2 separate regions of the Homo sapiens genome follow, and region 2 is linked to region 1. A link is an interaction called in ENCODE POLR2A ChIA-PET data of the cell type or tissue named here. Cell type or tissue: PC-9. All regions are shown on one strand. Links, peaks and the distances in the headings refer to the core of each region. The heading gives the core; the rest is flanking DNA. Region 1 overlaps POU2F1 (POU class 2 homeobox 1). Region 2 holds the start of LOC105371601 (a long non-coding RNA gene).

The links. Peaks named below come from ENCODE experiments on the same cell type or tissue, not always from the same donor. Only the 100,000 strongest peaks of a DNase experiment are listed, where the experiment ranks them.
Region 2: POLR2A ChIA-PET joins it to region 1 with 7 read pairs; 14 of 35 experiments call an interaction of 5 or more read pairs at or near these places.

What each region holds. Positions count from the first base shown.
Region 1 is chr1:167,225,353-167,235,748 of GRCh38, reverse strand. All of the region lies in intron 1 of POU2F1 (POU class 2 homeobox 1), which reads right to left. Among named protein-coding and RNA genes, the nearest start is that of POU2F1, 9.7 kb to the right of the region's middle. In PC-9, for the core only: no CTCF peak of the experiment used is centred there; DNase peaks (open chromatin) are centred at 5,798 and 7,578; H3K27ac peaks cover 3,220 bases.
Region 2 is chr1:167,156,298-167,166,693 of GRCh38, reverse strand. LOC105371601 (a long non-coding RNA gene) reads right to left here and starts at 94. Exons shown (of 3, transcript XR_922250.3): 1 at 1-94. It also overlaps the pseudogene RPS17P6. In PC-9, for the core only: no CTCF peak of the experiment used is centred there; DNase peaks (open chromatin) are centred at 3,603 and 5,233; H3K27ac peaks cover 4,072 bases.

The DNA.
Region 1 (10,396 bases), core at 826-8,825:
TTATCTTATTTAAATGAGTGAACTAAAGAATAGAGAGCAATGGGGGAAAAACAGCAAGTATATAATAGGATATGCACTATGACTCCTTTTTTAAAAATTATGTGTACATGCATGACAGGAGCATGCACACCTAAGCGTGGACATCTGTCTGCAATACATAGGAACAAATCCCAGGAAATGGGCTCAATCACCAAACCAGTCTCGTACTGGTCCTGATGGCATTATGTAACTACTAAGATGTGATTCCAACAGCATAAGCCGGCAATGGCTTTGCCCCTATAGTCTAATCGCCTGAAATCATACTTTCCAGCAACACTCATAAATTGTTAATTCATCTTCTCAGACTATTGTGATGTTGAACATGTCTCTCATAACATAAGAGCATTTTCACCAATTCCTTTCTAACTAATGATGATTGGCATATAAGTGTACATGTATAAAACAGTCTGCCAAAACACCACTCTCCTTGGCCAGAGCATGAAGAAGCAAGTACTCAGAGGGTAGGGAAAGCACTATGAAGAGGAAGATGGGGGGACTTAGCAATGTAGTGTAAAAGAAAAATTGAGAAATAAACAGCATTAACAACTCAACAAGGTGATGCAGGGCATGATTAAATGAGGTGTGAATGACTGGAAACCAATGCCATGAAATAGCTGACTTCTAATAATAGCTATTATTAGAAACAATAATCAACCGTCATGTTTCCTCAACTGAAAGCTACAGCCCTAGTTTAGTAACAGCTTGGTATGGGAGAAAGGAAGTGGTTGGTAAAAAGTGGTAAACAAATCCACCTTTTTGCATAATTTGCTTGCATATTAATTTTAAGTCACAACTCATTTGACAACACTGAAATAGTTTAAATTATGTTTTTATCAAAATAACATGTAAACAGGGTAAATCCTAATTTTCTATTTCACCAACTGGGTCACAAAAAAATATAAATGCTGCTCCAGATGAAAATTATCCCAAGGTTAACATGTGTAATTAGCTTCAGTTTCATATATATTTGTTTTAACAGACATGGTATTGCTCTGTCATCCTGGCTGGAGAACAGTGGCACAATCACAGTCCATCACAGCCTGGAACTGCTGGGCTCAAGAGGTCCTCCTGCTTCGGCATCCAGAATAGTTAGGACTATAGGCAAGTACCAACATGCTTGGCTATTATTTTAAATTTTTTTGCAGAGAGAAGGTCTCGCTATGTTGCCCAGGCCAGTTTCAAACTCATGGTCTCAAGCAATCCTCCCACCTCAGCCTCCCAAAGTGCTGGGATTACAAGCATAAGCCACCAAACCTACCCTAAAATACAATTCTTAACAAAAACCCAAAATGTTGAGAATGTATGGGTTACCAGGATCAGCAGTTTGCATACAACCAACTTCAAAAACGTTTATAGTCAGCATCTAGAAATCCTGAAAGCTAAGTTAACATTAGATCTGATAATCAATTGTCTGTGTCTCCAAAATGCAATACAGAGATAAGAATGCACAATTGATTCTAGAGCACACAATCTGGACCTGGGAACTGTACAAACACTGAGGTTAAACTCAGAATAACAGCTGTTAAATCTATAGATCTTAACAGTGGAAATTCTGCAATCCCCCAATTCCATTTGATATATGCTTCATCATTCCACTGGCCTGAAGCAGAAATTAACGGGTAAGAGCCTGATAATGATCTTAACTGCTTACTGCTATAATCAAAACAGAGACCTAGGTGTGCCACTTAGCCTCTTTAAGCCTCGGTTTCCTAACCTGAAAGATAGGATAACAATACACACCCCATGGGGGTCACTGTAATTAACATAAATGCATGTAAAGCATTTAGTACAACAACTGGCACAAAGACTTGATAAATGTTATTGCTGTTGTTACTAGGAATCAATGTATTTATTGAAAAGTATGGAATCTCGTCCACAATTTCCAACTGTGGACTTGTCACTAAAAAGTACAAAGATCATGCAAATAGCCTCATAACATGAAAATCATCTTTGGCTCTTCAGCTAAATCTCATGCTTCCTGAACCAGCTATGCTGAACTTTTGTTCCTTGAAAGTGCTGTGTTTTCATTAGTTTCAAGAATTGTATGTGCAGTTATGCATCACTTAACGATGCTATGTCATTAGATGATTTTGTCATTGTGTGATCACAGAGCATATTTACACAAACCCAAATGGTATAGCCTACTACATACCTAAGCTATATGGTATAGCCTGTTGCTCCTAGACTACAAACCTGTACAGCATGTTATTCTACTGTTGTACTGCAGGCATCCTAACACAATGGTAAGTATTTGTGTATTTAAAAATACCTAGGCCAGGCACAGGAGCTCACATCTGTAATCCCAGCACTTTGGGAGGCCAAGCCAAGAGGACTGCTTGAGTCCAGGAGTTGAAGACCAGCCGGGGCAACAAGGCGAAGCCCCGTCTCTACAAAAAAAAAAAAAAATTAGCTGGGCATGGGTGCGTGCGCCTGTGGTACCAGCTCCTCAGGAGGCTGAGGTAGGAGGCTCATCTGAGCCCTGGAAGGTAGAAGCTGCAGTCAGCTGTGACTGCACCACTGCACTCCAGTCTGGGTGACAGAGCTAGACCCTACTTAAAAAAAAAAAAAAAATTAAAAAATAAAAATATTTAAACACAGAAAAAGTATAGTTAAAAACATGGTATAAAAGATTTAAAAATGGTATACCTGTAGAGGGCACTTACCTGAATGGGCTTGCAAGACTGGAAGTTGCTTTGGGTGAGTCAATGAATGACGAGTGAGCGAATATGAAGGCCTACAGCATTACTGTACACTACTATACACTTTAAAAACACCATATACTTAGGCTACACTAAATTTATAAGAGAAAAAGTCTGTGTTCAATAATAAATTAACTAGCTTACTGTAACTTTTTTTTTTTTTTTTGAGATGGAGTCTCACACTCTGTCACCCAGGCTGGAGTGCAGTGGCGCAATCTCAGCTCACTGCAACCTCCACTTCACGGGTTCAAGTGATTCTCCTGCCTCAGCCTCCCGAGTAGCTGGGATTATGGGCGTGTGCCACCACACCCAGCTAATTTTTGTATCTTTAGTAGAGATGGGGTTTCACCCTATTGGCCAGGCTGGTCTCGAACTCCTGACCTCAGGTGATCTGCCCACCTCGGCTTCCCAAAGTGCTGGGATTACAGGCATGAGCCATCACGCTGGGCCTACTGTAACTTTATAAGCTTTAAAATGTTAAAAACTTTTTGACTCTTGTAATAACAGTTTCAAACACACTGTACAGCTATACAAAAAATTTTTCTTTATATCCTTATTCTATAAGCTCTTATCTATTTAAATTTTTTAAATTTTTACCTTTTAAATGTTTTTGTTAACAACTAAGACACAAACACAGACATCAGCCTAGGCCCACACAGGGTCAGGATCATTACAATGTCACTAGGAGATAGGAATGTTTCAGTTCTGTTATAATCTTATGGGACTGCCATTGTATACTGGTCCATAGACTGAGAAGTCATTATGCGGTACGTGATTGTACAGCTGACCCTCGAACAAAATGGGTATGAACTGTGTGGGTCCACTTAAATCAGGTTTTTTCAATCACATGCAAATTAAAAATACAGAATTCACGGGATGCAAACAGCTCATAGTCACAGGGGCTCTGAGGCCCAGGGGCCAGGCACACTTTTCACATACTCGGGTTCCACAGGGCCTGCTGCAGGACTGAGGCATGTGCAGATTTTGATATTGGTGTGTGTGTGTTGGGGGAGGAGGGCACACGAGTAGGGAATCCTGGAACCAATCCCCTTGTGGTATGCCCCTGTGTATAATGAGGGATGTCTGAGATGTCTGCATAGTGTTCCCTTTGCTCAGAACATTTTCAATTCCACTTCTCACTCCCAGTTCTTGAACTGATTAATTCCTATTCATCTTTCACATCTCATTGTAAACATGATATCCTCAGAGAGCCCCTTCCCAAATCCTCTTGTCCAGATTAGCAGTCCCCACCTTATGCTCCTGGGGTACTTCAAATCTCTCGTATTCTACTCATTAAACTACAACCAGTATTATTTAACATATGATTTCCCCAACTGACCAATATACATTTTGAGAGGGCAGAGATGTTATCTTATTCATTACTCTACCACCAGTGCTCAGTACATTACAAGGAGCAGAAGCTCTATAAATATTTGTTGAATTAAATGAATGCAGAAAGACTGGCCATATTGGTTCATCATAATCTAGTTTTTATTCACACTGAGTACCACAATTATTGATAAGCTTACTACCTTTGTTCATTCGCATTCTAATAGGATGTTTCAAGTTTAAAGTCTAAATCCCATCTTCAGTACTACCTACTGCATACAATTTAGCTCTCCTACTAGGACAGGACCAAGCTTACCATGTTCTATATTTTTAATAAATATTCAGGTACCCAGATGAAAGCCGAACTGATAAAAATATATGTTATATTTACTGGTCTTCACCCAAAAGATGTTTCTGAATAATTCCAGTTTAAAAAGGAAAAAAAAAGTATGAAAACTATTCACCTAGCTCAGCCCATAATTTTATCAATAAGAATCCTATGGGTTGGAAAAATTTAGTGATTTATTCAGGATCAGAAAGCTATTATCGTTAATGCTAAAAGCAGAATAAGGATCCAAGTCTCCTAATTCTCAGTCTGTCTTTCCAGTATAGGGCCTTTCTGGTGCATTAACTGAAAACCATTATTCAAGGTATGCTAAGCAATAAATAATCTTGAAGTGCAACAAGTAATCATTTAATGTTATCAAATCACCTGTAGAGCTTTTTTAAAGTATGGATTTTCAGACCTCTACTGTATTAGAAGTTGGGCCTTCTTATGTTGAAAAAGTTCCATGGGTCACCCCATGGTGACAAAGATTGAGAACCACTAAGTCCATCAACCAAGCATTCATTATTTGTTAAATGTCTAGGCCTACTCTGTCCCTACCAGTATGTTCCTGCACTCAAGGCTCTTAGGACAAGATTTACTTACATAATCAATTAGAGAAGAAAATAGGACTGTGTATAATGAAGTGCTGAATTGGGTAACTGAACACAAATTAAGTGCTAATTTCAGAGAAAGTATGACAGGAGCTCAGATTTGACAGATGGCTATTTGTGGAGATAAAGAAATGGACAGACAGGTCCCTTAAGATAAATAAGGACAAAAGTTTTCAAGTCATGACCAGCAGAAGTCCTAAGGACCCTGTGAAAGTGCCTCAAAAGCTACTGTGGAAAGGAGGAGGAAAATGCTTTTCTTGCTCCAATATCCAATTTTAATCAGAACAGCTCCACTTTTGCCTTTAAAAAAGAACACCAAAGGCTTTTAAAAGTTTGAAATCCCTTATTTTACAAATGCAATTAAAAAAAAAATCCATGGTGAAGTAACTTGTCCTAAAGTTACTAAGCTAATTAGTGACAGAGAAGCCAGGTCTCTGAACCCCCCAGTACCTTTTTTCACTCTACCATACCATACACCATGGCCTTCCAATGGAGGAAAAAGTGTGAGTAAAGGTTCTCACACAACGTCCCAAACACACTGGCTTGACCAAAACACTGGGTACACATTCAGGTCATGTGTCTCAAACTGGGATTGGTGTTGCAAGGATGGTAATGGGAGAAAGGCTCAGGTAAGTCTCAGGATAAATTATAGCCATCCTCCCAAGATAGATCTTCAAATTTTAGGGAAATTTCTTTAAAAATTAAAATCTGATAATATGCTGTATTTGTGGTAGAAATGGACAATAAGGGAACTTCCTTGATGGAATTGTTGAGTCATGCTATTTAAGGAAGTAGTAAAGATAATAATGCATAGGCAAGGGTAGGGGCTAGATAACAGAATGCCCTGAAATCAAGGTAAGTTGTATTTGCTACAATGCAACACCTCCACTGTATAAAGTTTTCAGAAGAGTATTAGGAGTGTCCATTCCTCCTAAGATGCTGGCTGCACCAAAAAATGAACAACCTACAGTCAGGTGCCCCACAGAATCCATCGGCTGCTAAAGCTTCTGCTTCTCTACAGCAGCACAAGTAATAAAATTCCTGATTTTACTCCTGTGCTCATGTAAGAAAAACTATTACAGAGTTACTTTAAAAATGCTTCTGCTATCAATTTGATACTCCCCACAGCATCCCTCTAACACTGGTATTATCACCATCGTATTGTTGAAGGAAATAACCTTAGAAGACAGTGCCAAAGCCAAAATGAGATATCTAGAATTTACAACGTTCAGATTCAATACTCAGTCCACACGCACAGTGGCATGAGCATAAATTTCAACCCTAGTATTAATGTTTATCAAACATTTAATTCACTAAAAAATTTTCAATTTTCACAAGGAATCTACAACCCAATAAGACCCACCCAAACATGTCTCAAATGACATGTCAAAGTGAATTCACTGACTTACTCCCCAAATGGCTCCTTTTCCCAACATCCCTACATCTGCTTATGGTAATGCTCTTTTCTGGATAACCTAAACTCAAAACCTTGATAATCTCTTTGCATCTAATTAGCTGCTAAACTTTAAGGGCTCTGATCATGGCACTGTCCATAACAAAAAAAAATTAAAAAAAAAAAATTCAGTGACTTCCTACTGCCTAGCAAATAAAATCCAAACTCTTACACCAACACAAAGGATTCAGAGCTCTCCACAATAGAGCCCCAAAGTGCCTTAATACACAGCCTAAATAACAACTAAGCTGGAAGTCTTGCTATTACCCACACTTAATGCTTATAAAAACACAGGACCTTGAGAAAGTCACTTAATCTAAGTTTTATTTTACTCGACTATAAAATGGGTATAGTAACGCTTGCCTGAAAGGACTAACTGAGGTAATGAAAATGAGAATGTGGCTATAAATTTTAAAGTACTATAAAAATACAGACATTATCACTGTGCCATGGTTATGGTAATATTATTTATACCTGCCTTGCTCCAGAAAGGATGTAAGGTGGCCCACATAAAACAAGATAAAAAGAGTTTAAAGATGGAAGCAATACAAGAAATACAAAACAAATGCATGGACAAAAAATTGATCTACTAATCAGGCTAAGAAATGCAAACGTAATTGCCTATGCATGTGCTTCTCAGGTTAATAATCTGACCTAAATTTGACCAAATCAAACTGTAGTTTGATTTGAAAAGGAAACTAAGTCAATTAGACAATTCAGTGTCCATAAGACTAAAAACAAATAGTTTCTACTGTAAAGGCCAGGTAAGAATTTCTCCCAAACGTCCTTATTCCATGTAATGTAATTGGACAATATCCTCAACACCTTTATCACGACTTATCTATTTCATAAATTAGACTGGAAGTCTCTTGAGGTCAAGTAATTTTTAAATTATGTTTGTATCTCTAGTAGCACCTACAGTAATTAGTTAATAAACCAAATACCTCTATACACTGGTTTCTATGGATCTAATCTCTCCCTTCCTATTTCAAACCATCCTGCACACCACATTACTCCTAACACACCATTTTTATCACATCAGTCCCTATTTCAAAATCCTCCAACAGCTTTCCTGCAGATAGAACAAATGCTTCCTCATTCTTTACCTATACATCACAATGTTGAACACAATCTCCCCTTCAATGGCCTTCTCTGTATTCCCATTCCTCTAAATTCTTTTTGCCCTTTAAAGCTCGGTTTAAAAGTCTCGCCTTCTACATAAAGCCTTCTCTGACTGACAGCAATGGGGCAGGAGGAGAGACTGGGAGGTGGGAGAAAGTTAGAAGTCTTGTGTTCTTATCTGTTACTGAATAGTTAAGTGACTGTGAGCAAGTCACTAAACCATTGTGAAAATATTTCCTCATCTGTGAAGCAAAACCTTTAGCAAAGATTATATCTAAATTACCTTCCAGCTATAATATATTCTAGGATGCTCTGGCTCTTTCAAACTTGGACACACTCTGATCTATTCTCCAATCTTCATTATCTGTTACATATTTTAATATGTAATTATATACACTGTTTTTCAATTTTTCCTGCTTAAGTAAACATACCAACTCCTCCGCAGCAGTCATATTTCCTTGTTATTCCCAAAGACTACAGGCATAGGACCAGGTACATAGCAGATACCTTTTATAGACTAGGATGGTAACTACTTTAAAACATTAATTATAATATTGCTTGCTGCAGTATGAATCAGCCAAAAAAGGCTGTATTTTTCATTAAGCAGACCACTAAAATAAGTGTACTAAAACAAGAAAACACCTAAGTCACTTTTCCATATAAAAATATATTCCCTTTAAGGTATCAGTGCAACTCCATTAAGGTAATCATATGTTTAAGCACAAATGAGTCGTTTAACACACAGCATATTGTTCATTTTCCAGCCATTCCTGTTTATATCTTCTATTGCAAAGAGAAAGTTCAACAGAGGGGGGGAAACCTGCCATAATAATTATTATTATTGATTTAATTTCATATACCATTTCTATATTCCAACATAAAAAGCATAAAGTTACAAAGAATTATGAAATAAATAATGTGATAAACTGCACTTGCTATGACTTTCAATATTGAAGACTTAGTAAAGCTACTACAAACACTTAGCTTTGTGGAATGTGAACATTGGCTGTTAAAAAAAAGTTAGTATAATGTATCCTCTCCGGATAAATGTCCAGGAGTTCCAGCAGTTTAAAAGAAATCTGGGCCAGGTGTGGTAGCTCATGCCTGTAGTCCCAGCACTTGGGGAGGCCACAGTAGGACTGCTTAAGCCCAGGAGTTTTAGACTAGCCTAGGCAACATAGCAAGACCCCATCTCTTAAAAAAAATTAAAAATAAGAGAAAATAAATGAATAAAAGATAATCTGATAAATCTAGAGGTTTGCTGATTCTTCTTTTGCTCAATTACTAGTCCTGTCAGCAAATGTAGGCAACACTGAAATCTTGAGTGCTTGCTTAATTGGAAATAAATAAATAAATAAATAAAACCCAAAAACAAAAGAGCTCTATTAGTCACTGAGTATACAAAGATACCAATGCTCAAAAAATTCACACCCCATAGTAAAAACACACAGAACCCCATAACCACATGCACTGTATGCAAGGAGCATCTTCAAATCAGAACTTCTGAAACTCAAGACAATTCTCATATTCCAAATTCTAAACATACTGTAAACGGATCAAGTAAGTCAGGCAATAGCTCTACTCAGGCTATTTTTGTTTCCATTGTTATTACTGCTGAAACAGTTTATAAGAGCTCATCACCTGTTTAGAACACAGAAATACTTCGGTACAAAACAAACCAATTTATTCCTAAGAAGAATTAAAATCTACAGTTATTCAATTCTCTTTACTTATGAAATGTCAATAATGCACAAAAATGTCCAGCGAAAGATGCATAAGGAAACTGCTATTCTCTGTGAACCTTAATTATTATCCCTTTCAACCACTCAAAAGGATATTTACATCCTTTAAGCAACACAGTAAGAAGTAAGCAAAATGGTGACTCAAAGTTACCCCAAAAAAAGGAAAAGGAAAAAATTCATGCAGAAAGGGTACAGAAATTCAAAGCAGATATGTCACTGAATCAAATCAACAACTTTCAACTCTAACGCCCAAGAAATAGTAAGTACATTTGCTCAGGCATTTAGCATTTAAGGAGGGATCAGAAACAAGAACATGGATAACCAAAAGGGGGCATGTTTTGTTTGTGACTTGGTCTGTTCCCTAAACGCAAATTACCTGAATAGTTCTAAATTCAAATGCAATCACTTTCATTAGGAAAAACACATTCCTGCTTAAAATCAGGCTTCATAGCAAGTCTTTACTAATCACAAAAACTGTGTAATTAACACAATTATATAAAGGCAAATTAATGAGTCACACAACATTATTTTTAATGGTGCTTGAAAGACTAATATGCAAAGATTACAACTATGGGGTTTCAAAATTAAAAAACAAAACAAAAATAACCGATAACAACAAGGCAATCACTACTACATAATATTACAGTCTTCCAAGTACAAAGGAAACATTCATGAAAATGAGTGACCAACTTAAAAAACACAAATAAATTCAAGATGAAGCAATACAGATTCAAGAAGCAGGTCAAATATTTCAATTTTTAATAGAAAATACTTAAAGATAACATTCAAATTTCCACTTCTGTTATTTCAGAACCACCTGCCTAAGATATTCAAGGGTCTATTAAACATCTTTGGTGGCTTGAGAAGAGCAACGTAACATTTTGAGCCCTGAACTTATTGCAAAATCCACTAACCAGATGAATGGCAGATTGACAATTACTTCAAACTAGGCAGCAATGAAACATATTTTATTTACACTGCTTTATACTACCTATTGATGTAGAGAATAGTAAATTTAAAATATGGCAGAACACTACACCTGAATTCATTTGAACCTGAATAATAGCTACGGT
Region 2 (10,396 bases), core at 1,709-9,708, 70 kb after region 1:
TTACTCGAGCCCTCCTTATCACAGACACTGTCCTGGGTATGAGGAGCATAGGAGGGAGCATGACATCTGTGGTTGCAGGCGGCTCAGTGTTTATGGTCTGGCACCCCTCAGGAGGCTGGGTAATATACATGGCCCGGGTCACATAGCTGGAATACCTAGCAGCTTTCCCCCCGTTGCCATGGAGACCCTGGAGACGGGAAGAGGAGGGAAGGCCTTTCTGGTATCTTCCAGCAGCTCCCAACACCCTTTCGTCTTAGCCTGGGCCTTTTCTTCAGCTGCAAACACCCACGAGGGAAATGTGCAGCTGACCTCTGGGGTCCCCGGGCTGAGGGTGATGTACGCCACAGTGGAGGAGGACATTGGCGCTGCCTCAAGGCTGCTGAGCAGACCTGCCATGAAGAAAATTATGAGGTGAATTAAACTTTAATTTGATTTTTATTTGGTTTCAGCAACCAGTAAAGACATAGCGATTTCCCCAGCCCTCTCACTGGTTGGAGGAATGCTTTGAGAACATCTGTTTTATTAGCAGCAACAACAATAAAAGCCAATCCTATATTTGCAGAGGGGCTGTCTTCCAAGGCCCTCCAAGTACTTTTCGCTGATCTTATCTGCTCTCCTTTCCACAGCAACCCCAGAGAAATTGTATTTACTTGTAATTAAGCTTAACCGCTGACCTCTCCTGCAGCTCTCCCCACTACTGTCTGCTCAACCATTTGCATCGCAAAAAGGAAGACTAGCAAGGTGGAGATTGGGGGAGGCTTCGGGGAGAAGAAAGAGCAAGGTGGAAATAATTTTTTCCAAGTGTTTCCTTTTTTAAATAATATCCATTCTTTTTAAAATCTCCTTCCTTCCTTCTTTTCTTCCTTCCTATTCAACACTTACTGGGTATTCAGTACCAAGCCAGCATAAAGCTGTGTTCTGGGTTTTCAGGATTAGGAAGGTGTATAGAGATGTGTAGGCACAGGGAAAAAGTGAGAAAACATTTCTAGCTTGCATAGAATTCTGTTTTTCTGAAAGAATAGAAAAATATAGAAATTTCCTATGTTTTTCCTAAATATCTTCTCTTCCTTTTTCTCTTCATTTGCTAAGATACCTAAATTATTATTATTTTTAAAAAGACATAATTATCTTAATTACGTGACAGAAATTGACTATGCTTTAGGTACTAAAAGTGATGCTGTTTTAAATTCTACAAGCCCAGTGGATAAACAAAATATGGTATATTCATGTAATGGAAGATTATTCTGACAGGAAGAGGAATAAAATACTAAATGAAATACTACATTGTGGGTGAAATTTGAAAACCTTATGCTAAGTGAAAGAAGCTAGTTATAAATGACAACATATTGTATGATTCCACGTATGTGAAATGTCCAAAGTATGCAAATTCAGTGAGACAGGGAGTAAAAGTGGTTGCCAAGGTTTGGGAGGAGAGATAAATGGGGAATAACAGCTGATGGGTTTAGAGTTCCTTTTGGGGGTGATGAAAATATTCTGGAATTACCTAATGGTGATAGTTGTACAACCTTGGAGTATATTAATCAAAGTGTGCCCAGCTCTTTGTGAAGATGACTCTTTATTACCATTTTGAATCTGTTCCCCTCTAACAACACATATAATCAAAAAGTCATCAGATTAATGTGATGTTTATTAAGAATGTGTAATAACATGAATAAATGCTTCTTATAACATGAACTTTAAAAAGTGGGTTATAATGTGGGGTTGCAGTGTGCACATAACCACTGAATTGCACCATTTAAATAGGTGAATTTTGTACTATGTAAAATATATTGCAATAAAGCTTTAGAAAACATTCTACAGGCCTGGTAGCAGTGTGTAATCTCAGGGTGGAGGTCACTCATAAATTTCATTCCAAATACTTCACAGTCTGTGTAAGGGGTTTGAGATGCCTCACTATTCTTTGAGATAGGAAACAACAAGGGTTTGGTGATGGGAAAAATCCTGAAAATAAGGCATTGGATGAGCAAAGTAGGAGATGGTTGGCATAGGATGGCACTGAGCCTTCATGCACACTGGAAGCATGTTTGCACATGGATCAGCAATACATATGCAGTGAGGGAGGGTGCACATGTATTGCCAGACAAGTAATGCATATGGGGACCTGGAGGTTGGGTAGAAATGAGGATCAGGAATGTAGAGAGGGGCTCTTCACTGGGTTGATAAAATAATAATGCACCATGGCTGGGCACGGTGGCTCACACCTGTAATCCCAGCACTTTGGGAGACAGAGGCAGGTGGATCACCTGAGGTCAGGAGTTTGAGACCAGCCTTGGCCAACATGGTGAAACCTTATCTCTGCTAAAAATACAAAAATCAGCCAGGTGTGGTGGTGGGCGCCTGTAATCCCAGCTACTCAGGAGGCTGAGGCAGGAGAATCACTTGAACTCAGGAGGCGGAGGTTTTAGTGAGCCAAGATCGTGCCACTGCACTCCAGCCTGGGGAACACAGACAGACTCCGTCTGAAAAAAAAAAGCACCACAACTGAGGAGTTCAATTGCTTTTGAAGGTTAAAATACTGCAGAGAAGATTCTTAAAGCAGAGGCTGGGGAGATAAACCAACAAAAGAATAATGTAAGGCAAAATGTAATCAAGACTAATGTGTTTCCCAAGTTATAAGTCAATAGGGAAGTGCAGTCACTTTTTTAAAAAATTAAAATTATTTTTCTATTAAAGGATATTATATAAATTAAAAATATAAACAGATGCATTTATTTCTATTGTTTTTTTCCTAATCCTAGACCTTTTGTTGTTATTTTAAAACTTATATGCACACTGCAACCCAACATTGTAACCCACTTTTTTCAGTTCATATTATAAGAAGCATTTACTCATATCATTACACATTCTTAATAAACATCACATTAATTGAGTGACTTTTTGATTATGTGTGCTGTTAGAGGGGAGCAGATTCAAAATGACTAGTAATTAAAAAGTCATTTTTACAAAGAGCTAGGCAAACTTTGATTAATCTGAATGCTGAGAGAATTAATTCTTCTTTATAAAATAAAACTCAACCTTAAAAAGCATGCGATGTTCTAGCCAGGGAGACAGGAAATACATTAAAAAGCTGAACAGCGCAGAGGCAGAATTATTATCTTTTCCTTACCAGTCTCACAGCAATGATTTAAAAAAAATATTCTCAGGACAAGGGCAGATACAGGCTGGAACAAAGGAGTCAATTGAATTGTTGAATGGGGTTGTTTGAAACTCATAGCTGAAACAATAGTCTTGAAAGACAAGGTACCAGAGAGTGGAAAGGTTTTTTAAATTCCAAAAGCTGGCTTTGAACATCAAAAGCTGAAACCGGAAGGAAGCTGGGCATAAAATTTATCCACAAACCACAGAATAGGTAGGAATGTACAAGACTCAGCTGCCTCCTGAGACCTGTTTATTACTGAGATAAGAAGCCTATTCCAGAATGTAAATCAACTTTATCACTATGAACACTGTTTAGTTCAGTTGGCACTGTTGTTGATTTGTGTGTGTGTGTGTGTGTGTGTGTGTGTGTGTGTGTGTGTGTTTTTGGTAGCAAGACTTTCTTGATGAAGGAAGCAATACGGTGATTTATGTGCTGACACCAACCAGACTTAGCTTGTTGCCAACCAGCACTTTGAGTAGCTCTGTTGTAAGAGATAGTTTTACATTCCAAAAGGGGAGGGACCTGAGAGTTGGGAAAGGAAAGCAGGAGAGCAAGATACCTTGAGCTTCCCTGTGAGAATGTTCAGAGTCCTAATCCCTCTCCCCCTACCCCTGTTGGCTTCATGCCAGCAGTGGGGTGTAGAAAATGTGTGTTAGAAACCTCTGATAGGGCCTCTTTTACCAAGGACCAGCCAACATGGGCCGCGTTCACACCCAAACCGTGAAGAAGGCGGCCCAGGTCGTCACAGAAAAGTACTACACGCGCCTGGGCAATGACTTCCACACGGATAAGCGCGTGTGCGAGGAGATCGCCATTATCCCCAGCGAGAAGCTCCACAACAAGATAGCAGGCTATGTCATGCATCTGGTGAAGTGGATTCAGAGGGGTAAGATACCAGTAAGAGGTATCTCCATCAAGCTGCAGGAGGAAGAGAGAGAAAAAAGAGACAATTATGTTCCCGAGGTCTCAGCCCTGGATCAGGAGATCATTGAAGTACATCCTAACGCTAAGAAAATGCTTTTGGACTTCAGCATTTGGCAGTCTGTCCAACCTGCAGGTCAGTCAGCCTACAGTTCGGATGACTTTCAAAACGCCTAGGGGACCTGTTTGAATCTTTCTGCAATACTGTAATATTTTCAATAAACCTGGGACAAAGGCACAAAACAAACAAACAAACAAAAATAAACCTCTGATAGGTTTGATGGGAGTGGGGCCTGAGGCAAGAGGGCACTCATGCCTTGCTCCCCAAGGTGTAGCCTAGGCAGACAGGCCCTTAGAGAGGCACACATGATGCCAGAACAATAGTCACTGTAGCTGCTTGAGTGAGTTACTCGAGGACTACCTCACAGTGTCCTAGCAGCCTTGAGGTCCAGAGATCTGGTGTGGGGGAGGGAGAAATATTGTGAGAGGGCTAGAAACTTTAGAGGCCTTGGGTTAAGATGAGGAGGGAGCAGAGTAGCGTGCCTCATGTTCAGAGGCCTTGGCAGTGTTGCAGATATCTGTTACTGGAAAGGGGTCTCTCTATCCAGGCCCCAAGAGAGGGTTCTTGGATCTTGCGCAAGAAAGAATTAGAGGGGAATCCATAAAGTGAAAGCAAATTTATTAAGAAAGTAAAGGAATAAAAGAATGGCTAATTCATAGGCAGAGCAGCCCTGAGGGCTGCTGGTTGGCTATTTCTTGATTATATGCTAAACGGGGTGGATTTTTCATGAGGTTTCCGGGAAGGGGTGGGCAATTCCTGGAACTGAGGGTTCCATCCCTTTTTAGACCATATAGGGTAACTTCTGGGCATTGGCATGGCATTTATTAACTGTCAAGGTGCTGGTGGGAGTGTCTTTTAGCATGCTAATGCATTATAACTAGCATATAATGAGCAGTGAGGATGACCAGAGGTCACTTTCATCATCATCTTGGTTTTGGTAGCTTCTGGCCGCCTTCTCTACTGCATCCTTCTATCAGCAACGTCTTTGTGACCTGTACCTTGTGCTAACCTCTTATCTCATCCTGTGACTAAGAATGCCTAACCTCCTAGGAATGCAGCCCGGCAGGTCTAAGCCTTATTTTACCCAGCCCCTATTCAAGATGGAGTCACTCTGGTTCACATGCCTCTGACACATCCACCACAAAGGTAGAGAGGAAAGAGCCACGTAGCTGTGATGGCTTGCAGATGAGAAGACAGCCCTGGGACAAAGGTAACCTCCAGTGCCTCTCTTTGTTATGGGGCACTTAACTGCTCTTGGCCAGGCACTGTGGCTCACGCCTGTAATCCCAGCATTTGGGAGGCTGAGGTGGTCGGATCATTTGAGGTCAGGAGTTCGAGACCAGCCTGGCCAACATGGTGAAACCCCATCTCCATTAAAAATACAAAAAATTAGCCGTGCGTGGTGGCGCATGCCTGTATTCCCAGCTACTCGGTAGGCTGAGGTGGGAGAATTGCTTGAACCTGGGAGGTGGAGGTTGCAGTGATCTGAGATCTTGCCATTGCACTCTCCAGCCCGGGTGACAGAGTGAGACTTCATCTCAAAACAAAAACAACCAAAAAAACCTTAACTACTATTTTTACCTCCTTCATTACCTGAAACTTAGATGTACTCTGCCAGCCTTGTTCCAAGGGGTGGAACTTGGAATTGACTAAGTATTCTCTCCTCAAAAAATGGGGGAGAACTATACTCAAAGTGAGTTGAATGGGCAACACTGAATTTTCTACTATTGGTGGAATTGGGGGCTTGTGAGTTAAGTTAGTTACGAGGAAATAAAAATATATTTCTGCACTCTTTAGGTTGTGATCCTATCAGTTAGGATAGGCTAGATTATGCTGCAGTATCAGATAATCCCCAACTCTCAGGCACATAGCATACATGGGGCAGCTGAGGCTTGGTTCAAAATCATCCTCACTTCAAGACCTATGCTGATGGAGCTGGAACTTGCCTTTTTGCAGAAGGAAAGACAGCTCTGGAGAGTCTCCTGTTAATGATTAAATGCCCCAGTTCAGAAGTGACACACATCACTTCTATTATTTCCACTCAGAGCATATTGACCTGTATCAGCCACAGTGTCCCACTCACGAGGGGGCTGGAAAATATTGTCCTTCTCTATGTTCAGAAGGTGGCAATCCAAAAATATTTGATAAACAGCGCTAATGACTACCCTAGTAGCTGTAAAAGTCTTACCCATTTCACATTTAGGGCTTCAGGACAAAAAACAAAACAAACAACAAAAAAAGCAAGATATATAAAGTGCTGTGGTTTGGATGTGGTTTGTCTCTGACAAAACTCATGCTGAAATCTAATTGCCAATGTAGCAGTGCTGGGAGATGGCACCTTTAAAAGGTGATTAGGTCGTTAAGATAGGTTAATGTCTTTCTTCCAAGACTGGGTTAGTTCTACTGGGAATGGATTAGTTCCCACTAGCGCGGTTTGTTACAAAGCAGGGTTGACTCTCAGGTTTTGCCCTCTTTGAACACACCCACTTGCCTTTCTGCTTCTCTGCCCTGTTGGGACACAGCACGTGGCCCTCACCAAAAGCAGAGCAGATGCCAGTGCCATGCTCTTGGACTTTCCAGCCATCAGAAATGTGAGCCAAATAAACCTCTCTTCTTTTTAAATTACACATTCTCAGGTATTTTGTTATGGCAATACACGACAAAACTTAGGCGTATAGAATAGCTCTGTAGAGCATAGAACCTGAGGTTGAGTTTTGACTCACTTGTAAATGGAGGTATGCTCTTAGCTAGCTTACTTAACCTCTTTGACATTTAGAGTTTCCCCAGGGTTGGTGTAAAAAGTATACGCAATAACTTCCTGGCATATGGAAGTGACACAATAAATAGCTATTATTTTTATCTTTTTTTGTTATCATTTGTTTCTTTTCCTGATAGTTTATAGTCCTAATTAAGTCAGAGTGCTGGTTAGTGGATTTCCAGCTAATTAAAGTCTTTTTTTCTTTTTAAAGTTTATCTTGGCCGTGCGCGGTGGCTCATGCCTCTAATCCCAGCACTTTGGGAGGCCGAGGTGGGCGGATCACTTGAGGTCAGGAGTTCAAGACCAGCCTGGCCAACATGTCTCTACTAAAAATACAAAAATTAGTTGGGTATGGTGGTGCACACCTGTAATCCCAGCTACTCAGGAGGCTGAGGCAGGAGAATTGCTTGAACCTGGGAGGTGGAAGTTGCAGTGAGCCAAGACTGTGCCACTGCACTCCCTCCTGGGTGACAGAGCAAGACTCTGTCTCAAAACAAAACAAAACAAAACAAACAAAAAGTTTATCTTAAAAAATATACAGTCAGACACTTATATTCAGCCAACCACATGTATTTCCAGCGGTGGCCCTCTGGGCTCATTTTGAATGATGGATATCTCATCCCCCATCCTAGAATGTCCCTGTGCCATCAGAAACAGTGGGCGGTGACTAAGGAGTGGTCTACATTTGGTTTTGTGTGCTATGTGGTTGGTAGTAAATGGAAATGATTGCTTCTCCTGCCCTACCCAAACCCACGACTAACAAATGTGAAATTAAGTAAATAACAGAGAGGGCTATGAGGGAAGTATAGCAAGAGCACAGGCCCCTGCAACCTCCATGGTGTTAACCCTACACCAGCATCAGTGTGATTCACAGCTGACCCTGTCAGGATTTCCATGAACAAATGGACCTACCACCTCTTCAGAACAAATCCAGACAGTCCATGTCACATATTTTGGTTTAGGATGTGGAAAGGTGCCCACCAGAACCTGGAAACAGCAGGACTGCCCATTTCCACTTCCTGCTGGTGTACTCTGGGGTTTTAGCATGGACTAAGGGGCAGAGGGGAGTGGAGGGCTTGCTTTCTCCCCAGCTGTCTTTCAACATAGCTCTCTCCTCTTCTCTGACCACTTCCCTCTCCCACTCCGACTCTAGGCCTCCACCAGGAAGGTGGAGGAAACCACGGGCACCTGACTCAGAGAAGGGTTCAGGTACCTCCTTTCTTGTGCCCTTCCCTTCTCAAAGAAGAGGTTTGGATTTGGGCAGCAATGAAAGGAGCACTTCTGGAAGGCACACTTCTCTCAGCCAGAGTCTGAGTGTGTGTGTGTGTGTGTGTGTGTGTGTGTGTGTAGACAAACCCTGAGTTCTTTTTAATCACTGGGGACCAAGTACTATAGTTGTACACAAGATACGAGACACTGTCTAAAAGTAACCATGAAGGTGAATAGGCTTGGCCTGAGGCAAAGTGATGTTTTGTATAGAGAGGGTTACTGCTGTTTCAGGATATCCCTTGCCAAGCCCGATTATGTTGTAAATTGAACTCCGACAGAGAAGGAGGACACTTTGTGAAGTCAGTTGTGTCATCAGATCACCCATCCTCCAAACCACCCCAGGAATAAAATAAAACAGAGGCACAGAAGATTTTTTTCTATAGCCCAATCCCCAGTACACATTCTGCCGAGGGAATAAAAAGTGTCCTTCAAGGAAGGACAGCCTCAGAAATTGCATTCTCTTTTAAAATTAATTTTAAAATTCACTGGCAAGGGTGGGGAGAAAATCCTTTAGCATACCTTACAAAGCACAGGGTAAGGTCAACCATAAATAGCAGAGTCCCTCTCCTAACTTAGTTTGAAGGAAGGGTGAGACTGAGAGGGCAAGGCAGAGAAAGACACATGGAATAAAAGAAAAATTTCACAGAAAAGGGACAGCTGCATGCTGAAATAAATTAGACATACCTGCAGAATGGGAGTTTGGACTTCCCACAGGACACAGATGTCCTTGGTGAATCCTGTCTGGAAATGATGTTGGAAAGGTGAGATTCCAGCCTGCACAGAGGTTCTCTGCTTCCTAAAGCAGCAGAGCAGAACCAGGGACAATTCCTTAGGTTTACAAGGTAAAGCCCGGAGTGAGCAACTGTTAATCAGGAAACCAGCACCAGGGTTGACCAGCAGCCTTGGAAATTGTCTGGGCCAGGGTGAAATTGTGTGTGTGTGTGTGTGTGTGTGTGTGCACGTGCACATGCATGTGATTATTCATAGATACATGAAAGTTAGGGAGGGGTTGAAAAGTCCTTGATACCAGAAATGGAACCTGGGGCAGGCTCGGGTAAAGCTAACTGCCCCCTCTTCCCACTGAGGCCCTGTTCTGAAGGTATGGGAAGAGGGAGTTGTGTATAGAAAGCTAATTTTCTGACCTGCCCACTCAGGGTAATGAAATGTTGCATGTCATTTAGTTGTGTCCGGTTGGATCTGGTGTCTCTCCCTACACTATCTAAAGGCCTTTGTTCACCTGTGACTTTATGGAGACAGCAAAATGATTCATTGAGAGTGACTGTACCCACACTATTGAGACCTGTGACCTGATGGCAATTTGTATAATGTGACTATAAGCATTGAATTAAATAAATAAATGTATTGTTTTATTACAATGATGGTTTGAAATGTCACCATTTTTTTTCTGACTACAAAATTAACCTATATTCTTCAGCATGGCTTAATGGTAATACTCACTTTCATCTCCCTCAGGGTGAGCAGGACAGGCCAGGGGTAGATAAGAGCCCATCGCTAACCTTGTGTACATGGCCTCTCTTTTTTGGTTAGGTGTTTCTGCCTCACTTTCTGATTCACTGCAGCACCCTGAGCTTATTTATGTTCCGGTTCTGCATAGCAATGATCACTCCCTCATCTAGAGACTTAATTGACTGTAGACCGATGCAAGAACTCTTGGGAAACACGAGGCAGCACTACAGGGCCCTGTGTCTACTGTGATGCAAAGGAGAAGGGAGAGATGCTCCTCACATGCCTTTTTGTGCAGAACATGTCAAGTCAGGGGTGACGGCAAGCGAGGCCCTGCATTGGCACTTGGAGATCCAGGGCATCTAGAGGGCCTGGGGTTGTGCCCAAAGCTCTGGCTCCAGCTGGAGAAGCAGCGGGAAGAGGCCCAGCAGCAGAAGGCTGCCCTTGGCATGGACAGGACCACCTTCAGTGCCAGCCCTTCCTTGCTTCACAGGGAAGCATAGATAGAATTGAAGGAAGTTGTGGTTTGAACATATGTGTACCTCCAGAATTCATATGCTGGAACCTAATACCCAATGTGATAGTATTAAGAAGTGGGGGCTTTCCGAGAGTGATTAAGTTCTGAGGACTCTGCCCTCATGGGTTAGTACTCTCATAAAAGCAGTTGAAGGGAAAGCCCTAGCGCCCTTGTCCTTCCATCTTTTCTGCTATGTGAAGACACAGCAGCAAGATTCTAAGATTCCAAAATCTTGGAAACAAAAAG